2 separate regions of the Homo sapiens genome follow, and region 1 is linked to region 2. A link is a loop called in an ENCODE intact Hi-C map of the cell type or tissue named here. Cell type or tissue: natural killer cell. All regions are shown on one strand. Each heading gives the region's core, and the rest is flanking DNA. Links, peaks and the distances in the headings are about the cores only.

What was found. A loop is a pair of places that touch in the nucleus more often than their neighbours do. Peaks named below come from ENCODE experiments on the same cell type or tissue, not always from the same donor. Only the 100,000 strongest peaks of a DNase experiment are listed, where the experiment ranks them.
Region 1: it touches region 2 in a loop (8-fold over the local background); 24 of 110 quality-filtered maps call a loop at or near these places.

What each region holds. Positions count from the first base shown.
Region 1 is chr4:70,556,236-70,561,634 of GRCh38, forward strand. No RefSeq gene overlaps it. Among named protein-coding and RNA genes, the nearest start is that of AMBN, 33 kb to the right of the region's middle. In natural killer cell, for the core only: a CTCF peak has its summit at 3,181 (motif pointing left); a DNase peak (open chromatin) is centred at 3,186.
Region 2 is chr4:69,686,780-69,692,178 of GRCh38, forward strand. No RefSeq gene overlaps it. Among named protein-coding and RNA genes, the nearest start is that of UGT2A1, 36 kb to the left of the region's middle. In natural killer cell, for the core only: CTCF peaks have their summits at 2,887 (motif pointing right) and 3,086; a DNase peak (open chromatin) is centred at 2,942.

The sequences.
Region 1 (5,399 bases), core at 159-5,158, 870 kb after region 2:
TATTGAGGGTGGGGCACTAGGGGAGGGATAGAATTAGGAGAAATACCTAATGTAGATGACGGGTTGATGGGTGCAGCAAGCCACCATGGCACACGAATACCTATGTAACAAACCTGCACGCTCTGCACATGTATCCCAGAACTTAAAGTATAATTTAAAAAAAAAATTTAAAAAGATAGTTGACAAATATTACATGATAGTAATAAACCATAATGTATCTGAAAAAAAAAGAAATTTTGAATCAAAAAAAAATTTGTCTCTGTTGATCCAACTATATAAAAAATTAAGTTGGAATTTCCTATCATTGTGAATTGTTTACTCTTTATCCCTTCCTGAAAACTGGAATCAGTGAGATAATTTTTTTTTTCTGTTTATCCCTCTCTGTTGCTGCAACATGATATTTCCTAAGGATAACAGAGGGGGCATTTGGTAAGAGAACAAAAAGAAGGGAAGGGAGAGTTTTTAGGAATAATATCAAATGGAAGACAAGCTAAGAGGTGGTCTGTCTTAGCAATGTGAAAGATCTTACCACCTCATAGGCACTCCATCCATGGAATGAGACCGCTCCATCAGCCCTATCCAATGAGGAATCAGATAGAAATGACTACTTGCTTTGGAAGCCTGGGACAAATAAAGTGTGGGGCCTAAACTAAAATAATCTAGCAGCCATGGAAAATGCTTAAATCCAAAGGGAAGGTTTTTTTGTTCCCCTCTGCTGTATAGAGTAATATATAAACTTAAACTGTTATTTCTATGAGAGATGGAAGAACTCTTATCTGTGAGTAGCCAGTGAGGATGACTAATTGCACCCATGCCCCTGAGGGATCTATATGAGTTGCAAGATATGACTCTGACCAGGACTGTGTTGTACATTCTTGTGGGCACTATTTGTGTGATTGATCAGCTAATGTAAGATTGCTTAATTATGTCCTATTTCTCCCCAAACTCTAACACTCGGAAGGATGTAGTTGTGGGGTAACAGAAAAGGAAAATTCCTGTACAATAAGCACCAACATGCATATATAACACTGCTAAAAATCAGACGTTGTGTCAGCAAGTTTCTTCTAGTTAATTACCAATCATTCACCCACCTCCACGTTCTGTCTGCCCTACACACTGTAATCGTAATCTGGTTTGCTTTTCAAAGAAATGTCTCACCAGACTAATTGAAGCTAGTTACACCAATGCAATCTTAAGAAACATGCTTAGGGAAGCTTTTACACCATGCCAAACAAGTGACTACTACATGACTGCCGAAAGTCATAAGCTTACATTCTCAGATCTGATCAAATCTGTCTTTAAACCATTACAATCGTAAGCACATTAAAATTTTGACAAATTATTCTAGATGCTTTAAAGAAGTCAAATAGTGGGCATACTGCAGAGTTGACATTACACACATGACATATTTGAAAATGCAGGCTGGGCACGGTATCTCACGCCTGTAATCCCAGCACTTCGGGAGGCCGAGGCGGGTGGATCATGAGGTCAGGAGATGGAGACCATCCTGTCTAACACGGTGAAACCCCATCTCTACTAAAAATATAAAAAAATTAGCCAGGCGTGGTGGTGGGCGCCTGTAGTCCCAGCTACTCGGGAAGCTGAGGCAGGAGAATGCTGTGAACCCAGGAGGCGGAGCTTGCAGTGAGCGGAGAGCACGCCACTGCACTCCAGCCTGGGCGACAGAGCCAGACTCCGTCTCAAAAAAATAAAAAGGAAAAAAAAAAAGAAAATGCAATTCTCTTCCCCTTCCCCCAAGTTTCTCTTTCTTCATCCTTATTTTTGTTAATGGTTCTACCACATTCCACATTACCAAAGCTCATAACCATCGTGACCCTTTATGCTTCCCTCTTCTCCTGCCCATCATATTCAATCAGGTGCCAATCCTCTCCTTGTCTGCTTCAACACCCTGGTGACATTGCAAAGAACATTAAGTAAGAGCATTTACTTGGAAAACAAACTTGACAAACTCTCTAGCATGTCATAAAAATTAAATAAAGATTGACTATAATTATTATTTATTGCACTGTAAGTTTTCTGGCCTGTAAGAAGAGCAAGAGAATTTTACATTCCACTTTCACTTTCAGAAAGTGTTGGAAAGTTTCAGGGAGGAAGGAAAGAGTACTGGTCAATAACCTGCTCTGTGTCCTTAGACAACTTAACATCTCAAAGCCTACATTTTGAAATCTGTAAAACAGTGATGCTAACTAATAATAATCACCCTATCTCAGTGCTGTGGAGGATAAAATGAGAAATGAATTCAAAGCTGTTCTGCAAAATTTGAGCAATATATACTTATAATTTCAATTCTCTTTTTAAAATACAAAGTGAAAATAAACAGGTTGGACTACGTGATAGGTTTAAGATAAAATTCTAGCCGGGCGCAGTATCGTGCCATTGCACTCCAGACTGGGTGACAGAGCAAGACTCCGTCTCAAAAAAAAAAAAAGATTCTGCAGAAAATATAATCTTCACCTCACAGGAACAATGCTTTATGGACCTTGTGACAGTTAAGGTGTCACAGCAGATAGCCAAGGCTGCTTCTGCTTTCTGTAATGAAATTATCATTCTTTACAAAAGAAAATCTGAATTACATTTATATTTTTTATTTCTTCTTTTTCATGAAGATGGTTAGGGTTGCAGTCATATGCTATGAACTGAATCAGGATGAAAAGGCATAGTTAAACTTTTCATTTTGTAGCATAAACAGTTTTTTATGTTTTAACCTTTTATGTGGGAATAATTTTAAACTTACAAAAGCATTAGAAAGATAGCACAGTGAGTTTCCATACACTTCAAACAGCACTTGGAATAATGCAGTAAATACAAAAATCCCATTCCTTGAGGAGCTTACATTCTGTATATGATGTATCTAAAAATAAAAATAGATATACAGCCAAATGTGAGCAAAAGTTAGTTCTGGGCAATTTTTATTTTCTCCTTTAAACTTTCTGGTATTTCCACATTTCAAAATCAAATAAAAATAGACACTTTCCTCTAATGTATTATTCACATGGTGTCAAGATTAGTTAGCACTATAAAATTAACCTTATACTGGAAGACTTAAATTAAGCCGTCTTGACAATTTCAAATTCATCTGTTTCCTTTTCTGACAGTTGAATTTCTGTAGCTAGAAACTGTCTCCTTTCCCTAAGGTCCCTAATTGTAAGGTGGACCTTGAATGCCCTCTGCTGGCCAGACAACATCAGCAGAAAAAGACAGTGAAAAGAAACCAAGAAAAATCACAGCGCAGTCACCATTCTCTTTACACATGTATTTGTCCCTCATTCTTTCATTCAAAAGACACTCACTGTGTGCCTATTATGTGCTAGACACTATAGCTGGAAATACAAAAGATATAAGATGTAATCTCTGTCCTTGAAATCACCCTATACTTTTTTCCAGGAAATTACCAAGTCTCAGAAAATTTCTTGGGCCTGGGACTCAAGAAAAAGCACCAACTCTTGCAAGAAAGGATGATTGGTATGTATTTATGCTGGGCTATGAAAATAACTTCTTTCTCCATGAAAATCAGGAAAATAACATCTATCTATGAAAGGATACAATATCCTTTGGAAGATACTGAACATTTAAACTTCAAATTTCCATAATACACTACAGTCAGTATACAGTAAGAGACCTGACATTAAAGGAGAAAAAAGACCCAAGAACTTGAGTACAAATGTGGTCAGTTGTCCTCAGAAAAGTTAGGTACATTCTTGGTTCTTTCCTAACTTAGACATGATTTAAATATTCACATCATTGCAAACTACAAAATTTCAGAAAACAAAATTCTAGCAGACATTTCATTTCTACCCCCATTATTACACAACTAGTAGTTATCTGCTTGATGTGGTGAGCAAACATGATATTCCAGGAATGACATCCCTAAAATAAACATTGTCTACAATTGATACTTTAACCAGAAATGTATGGCAGACAGCTGGGATTTGAGAGCCGCTTAAACATCTACTAGTGGGTCAGTACAACTTGCAAGCTCATTGTTTTTTGTTTTGTAAGTTTTTTTCTTTTGCTTTGCAGTGAATGCAGCAGGACTCACTGTTTTTGTATCCAAGGAGTTTGATCCTTTTGAGCTGTGGTAGTATAAAAATTGCAGAAACATGAGAAACTACAAAGGTGTGAATTTTACAATAAGACATTAGAACTTTCCAACCAAAGATTGAAAGAACTTTCAAATCTTTCCAACGTAGATTTGAACAAAATCTACGTTGTCATTTGTCTCCACCAGTTGGCTCCACCCAAAAAAAGACCACATCACTCTTTGCAAATCCACTATAATGAATTAGTTTAACAGTGTATCTTCACTTAGCCCAAGCTTTTTTCATTGTTGCATAGTAATAGGACTTCATAATAAAGATCGGACACCCCTGGGAGGAATTTTGGCAACTTTTATGAGCATGTTTGTCAGTGCCAATGATTTGAGGTGCTATTCATGTGTGCTACTAGATGTCTCATAACGCATAGGGAAGAGCCAGACTAGGAATATTTGGTTCATACTCGGCATGACTTTCAAATGCCCCAACAGATTTTCATGCAGGTAAATAAAACAATTTGTTTATCTGAGCCTATAACTAATTCTTATTTATCTATAACACAATATATTTTTTGCCCAATGTTAACACAAGCAAAATATTTTAAGCTCATCTCCTCATCTTAATCATGGGAAGATTGTACTTTGTTTTTGTTCAAACTTTTCCAAGAGTTCTCTACATTGTGGAAATGTCCCTACAGGCAGCACCACTCATGGCATTTGAGCCAATAGCATATACTTATATCACTGGCATTTGTAGCTGATGCAAATACTTCTCAGTAAAAAATTGAGACACCATTAATAGTAATTGATAGGAGGTCAGCAGTTCGAGAACAGCCTGGCCAACATGGTGAAACCCTGCCTCTACTAAAAATACAAAATTAGCTGGGCATGGTGACACATGCCCATAATCCTAGCTACTCTGGAGGCTGAAGTAGGAGGCCTGCTTGAACCTGGGAAGTGGAGGTTGCAGTGAGCCAAGATCGCACCATTGCACTCTAGCCTGGGTGACAAGAGTGAAACTCCAGCTCAAAAAAAAAAAATTGTAATTGATAGACGTGAAATGTAATGATCTCATCGCATTTTATTAATGTCTATTATTTTAATTTTGTGGCATAATGATAAGAAATCTTGAAATTGCCTCTTGTTCTTCAGTCTTTTCCTATCTTTTCAATCTTCCACTCCCAGAGATCTGCCACGAAACTTCTCTGTTGTCCCCTGTACTGCTATTTCTTTTTTCTTTCTTTCTTTTTTTTTTTTTTTTTTGAGAGGGAGTCTTGCTCTGTCGCCCAGGCTGGAGTGCAGTGGCATGATCTCGGCTCACTGCAACTTCCGCCTCCCAGGTTCA
Region 2 (5,399 bases), core at 179-5,178:
GGACAGCTGGATTGATATATTTGAGAACGTTGAACCTCCATATTCCCCTGAACCCTACAGGTCAATTGAAGACTCTCTTCTCCTAGCTAGATAATTAAGCATCCTCTTGCATGGAGACAATGCATAGAATTAAAGTTTATAACACACAAAATAATATATGCCCCTCTCACCTTCGAGCTTCTATACCAGGAGTTGTTAACATGATATATAACATATATAATTTTAATATGTAATAAATATTATATTATTTATACATTAATATTATATATTATATAAATACTATATGTCTATTTGACAGATAATATATAATAAAAATTATTTTTTTCTAAAATCTGTTTCTTTAAGAAATTTGTAATTGGTTTTGTTAGGCACAAAAAAATGCAGTTCTCTTTTTGTTTCTATGTGGTTAAACAATTGTTTCAGGTCATTAATTAAGCAATCTATAATTTTTCCCATTTCCCAGTGGTATGAAATGCAGTGACATATTAGCTATACATATATGATTAGGTCTCTACCTTTCTTTATATGCTAGTTTTCCATCCCTGTGTTGTTACCACACTATATTATTACTTAAGTGTTATTATTTATTATTTACCTTATTAGCTGTTCAGGTGAGTATGACTTTGTCCTTAAAATGTATTTTGGCTATTTTGAGCCCTGTATTAGTCCATTATCACGCTACTATGAAAAAATACCCGAGGCTGAGTAATTTATAAAGAAAGGGTATTAACTGACTCAGTTTCCACATGGCTGGGGACGTCTCAAGAAACTTACCATCATGGCGGAAGGCACCTCTTCTCAGGCGGGCAGGAGAGAGAATGAGTGCAAGCAGGGGAAATGCCAGGTGCTTATAAAACCATCAGATCTCGTGAAACTCATTCACTCTCAGGAAAGCAGCATGGCAAAAACCGCCCCCATGATCCGATTACCTCCACCTGGTCCCTCCCATGACGTGGGGATTATGGGAACTACAATTCAAGATGAGGTTTGGGTGGGGACACAGCCAAACCATATCAAGCCGATTATTTATTTCACAGATTTTAGAAATAAAGTTCATACAAACACAGAATTAACCATTGGATAATTTGTTTTAGAATTACTAGAATCTTTTTATGTTACATTTATTAATAGGTATATTGTATTATTTGTAGTGTCTCATTCAGTGATTTTAAAATTTCTGATTGTTATTTGTGTGTAAGATTGCAATTTACTTTTGTATATTAGTTTCATATATAGCAATTCTGATAGACTTTCTGATTTGAATAATTCAGCAATTTGTTTTAGAAAAACATAAATATGTATATTGCATTAATTAAAACATCAAATTCAACGTTAAATTGGAGAGATGTTAAAGAACATCTTTGTCTTGATCCTGATTTTTAAAAATTATTCTAATCATTCATTATTAAGTAGATTATTTCCTCAAGGTAGTTTCCTTGTTTTATTTTTTCTTTTTGTTTAATAGCTGTTGTTTCATATTTTTCATCTGATTAAGAAATTTCACTGCTATTTTTTAATCAATAAGGGTATTGGGCTACATTTAAGACTTTTCTACATTTGTTGCTTAATAGAGTCAATTAAAGTTTGAAGTACCTTTTTAAGAAATTTTATTCAAAGCTCAATCTGAAAAGCATGAAGGTTTTACTACATTAAGGGCTTCAGGAATTAATGGACAATATGTTTTAGTCTTTACATACTTTCCTTTTTGGGGGTGCAAATGGAAACATTTGAAAGTGTTCACTTAACTGTGCTCTATTTTTATATAATCATGCAACTACCGCAGGGCTAAAATAAATTTATTTTTGGCAGCAGGAATAGCAAAAGATCATTTGAATCAATACACTTAGAAATGTATTAGAATTTGCCTAGATATTTTTGTGCTTTTTAAAACTGTTCTCATGTGACAATATTTTTGCCAAACTTTGGTAGAATTTCTCAACTATATTGATGAATTTGAGTTCCTGGAATTTCTAACTCTATTTAATTTGATGTCTCAAAAATATTTTCAAGTGAAATATAATCAGTTCTATCAAATTCAGTACATGCTTCCCCCTTCAACGTACATACACAACACACACACACACATAGGCACACACACACACATTTTCCCACAGGCTTATTTTTCTGTGAAATGATATTTTCTCATAGAATTATGATGATTATACAACATGGATACAAACTATATAAAAATCTGCAATCAAGTTATTCTGTAATTTGAATCTATTTAGACCTTTCATTGAATGACTTTGAACAAATAAATTCTTAAGGCCTGTAAAATTATCTCTCATTTAAAATCAAATGTGAGTGATTTCCAAACGGCTTATTAAAACACAATAACGCTAGGATTACAATGTCTTGTTTATCATTTTGTTGTTGTTGTTATTTTTATTGTGTTACCTTTGTTACTTCCTCAGGAAACTAGGTATTGAACATTTTTAGATCAGACAATAATATTTTCCAGCATTATTTTGAAACCTAGTTATATTTTAATTCAATGATCTTGAAAATTATATCAGATAATCCTGGATATTAATTAGATGTTAGTGGAAATAGTTTTAGAAGTTTTAATATATAGTATTGAATAAAAATTGTGTCATTTTACTGTTTAAAATTATTTTAAACCTATTAATGGAGCCGATATGTTGCTAATGAAATCTGCTTAAACTTTTAATGTATTTATATCTTTGTTTTAATTTATAAATAGCACTAACTCTAACCTGAAAAAGTCTTGATAAATATAAAAAAAAACTAGTGCTTGGAGAATAACCACAGAATTTCCTAATAAATATATTGTGTGTGTTCATCTCTGTTTTGGATATATATATATATATTTAGATGAAACTTTATCATTTTGCCATCAACAAAATTATTAAATTCCTAATAATTTGGACTCATCATACTTATTCAGCACTATCAATCATCATCCACATGAGGGCAGCATATCCTAAAGGATGTAGATTTTAATATTACAGTTTCGAAAGTGCTTTTACACAGTTTCATGTTGAACCCTAGCAAAAGTTGTCTATTCCTAACTTTATGCTATAGATGAAGAAATCAAAATCAGAGAAGTTGAGGAATCCCTGGCAAATGCAAACTGGAATTATGTTCCATTTTCACCAATTACATATTTCTTATTCACTTACATTTTAACTACAAAACAGTAGTAAGAAAAGCATGGGCAAAAACTTATGCATATGTTTCTTTACTCCACTATCTTTAATTAGAGATGCCACATACACAGAAGGTAATTTCAAGTGGGACAATGAAACTTAAAGACGACTATTCCAAAAAAATAAAAATCTTTGGCAAAGAAATTTCAAAGTGTCATTAGTTTTAGATTTGTGTAGTAATGATAAGCTACAATCCTAGCTAAACAGAGAATTTACAGCTTGCACTTTTCCATTTATTATTTCCCTTAATGAACTGTTGCATATTCTAGTTAGAAGATAAAAAGATTAGTTTTAATTATTACGGATACATAATAGTTGCACATATTTATGGGGTACATGTTGTTTTGGATGCAAGTGTAAAGTGTATAATGATCAAATAAGGGTAATTGGGATACCGATCGCCTCAAGCATTTATCTTTTTTTGTGTTGGGAAAATTTCAGTTCAACTCTTTTAGTTCTTTTAAAATATACAATAACTTACTGTTTACTATAGTCACCTTATTATGCTACCAAACACTGGATCTTATTTATTCTAACTTGATTTTTGTAGCCATTAACCACGCCCTCTTTATACCCCCCATTCTCACCACCCTTTCCAGCCTCTGGTGACCATCCTTCTACTCTGTATGTCCATGAGTTAATTTTTGTTTTTAGCTCCAACATAAGAGTGAAAACATGCAATATTTTTCTTTCTGTGCCTGGCTTATTTAATTTAACGTAACTGGAGGACACTCCATGTTATTGCAAATGACAGGATTTCATAATTTTTATGGCTGAATAATAATTCATTGTGTATTATGTACCAGGATTTCCTTATCCGTTTATCCATTGGTGGAAATGGATGTTGATTTCACCTCTTGGCTATTGTAAATAGTCCTGCATTAAACATGCATGTGCACATATTTCTTAAATATATTGATTTCCTTTCTTTGGATATATACCAAACAGTAGAATTGCTGAACCATATGGTAGTCATATTTTTAGTTTTTTGAGGAAACTACACAGTTTTCCATAATGGTTGTAATAATTTACTTTTTCAGCAACAGTGTACAAGGGTTCCCCTTTTTCCACATCCTCATCGCCATTTGTTATTGCCTACTTTTTTGAGTAAAAGACATTTAAACTGGGATAAGATATCTCATTATAGATTTTATTTGCACTCCTCTGATGATTAGTGATGTTGAGCATTTTTTCATATACTTGTTGGCCATTCTTCTTTTGAGAAATATCCATTCAGATCTTTTACCCATTTTTAAAATTGACAATTTTTTTTCCCTACTGAGTTGTTTGAGCTCCTTATAGATTCTGCTTATCAATTCTTTGTCAGATGGGCACTTGGCAAATATTTTCTCAGATTCAGTGGGCTGTCTCTTCACTTTGTTGTTTGTTTACTTCACTGTACAGGAGCTTTTTAGGTTGATGCTATTTCATTGTCCGTTTTTGCTTTGGTTACCTGTATTTTTGAGGTCTTACTCAAGAAATATTTTCCCAGAACACTGTCCTAGAGTGTTTCCTCAACATTTTCTTATTGTATTTTCATGGTTGAGGTATTACATTTAAATATTTAATCCTCCTTTATTTAATTTTTATATATGGCAAGAGATAGGGGTCTAGTTTCATTTTTCTGCATACAGATATACAGTTTTCCAAGCACCATTCATTGAAAAGTCTGTCAATTCAGCAGTGTATATACTTGGCATACATTGTCTGTGTAATCTCTTGATAGTTTCTCTTATGGTGCAGAAGTTCTTTAATTTAATTATGTCCCACATGCCAATTTTTGTTTTTGTTGCAATTGCTTTTGGAGACCTATCCAAAAATATTTTACCTAGGCCCTTGACAAGAAATTATATCCTAGGTTTTCTTCAAATATTTTTATAGTTTGAAGTCTTCCATTTAAATTTTTATTATAGTTTGAAGTCTTCCATTTAAATATTTAATCCATCTTGAGTTAATGTTTGTATAGGGTGAAATATATGGGTCCAATTTCATTCCTCTGCATGTGGCTAATCAGTCATACCAGCACCATTTACAGAATAGGGAGTTCTTACCCTATTTCTTGTTTTTGTCTGCCTTTGTTGAAAATCAGATGCTTGTGGGTGGGTGGCTTTAATAGTGAGTTTCTTTTCTACTCAATTGGTCTATGTGTCTGTTTTTGTAACTGTACCGAGTTGTTCTGATTACTGTAGCCTTATAATGTAGTTTGAAGTTGGGTAGTATAGTGCCTCT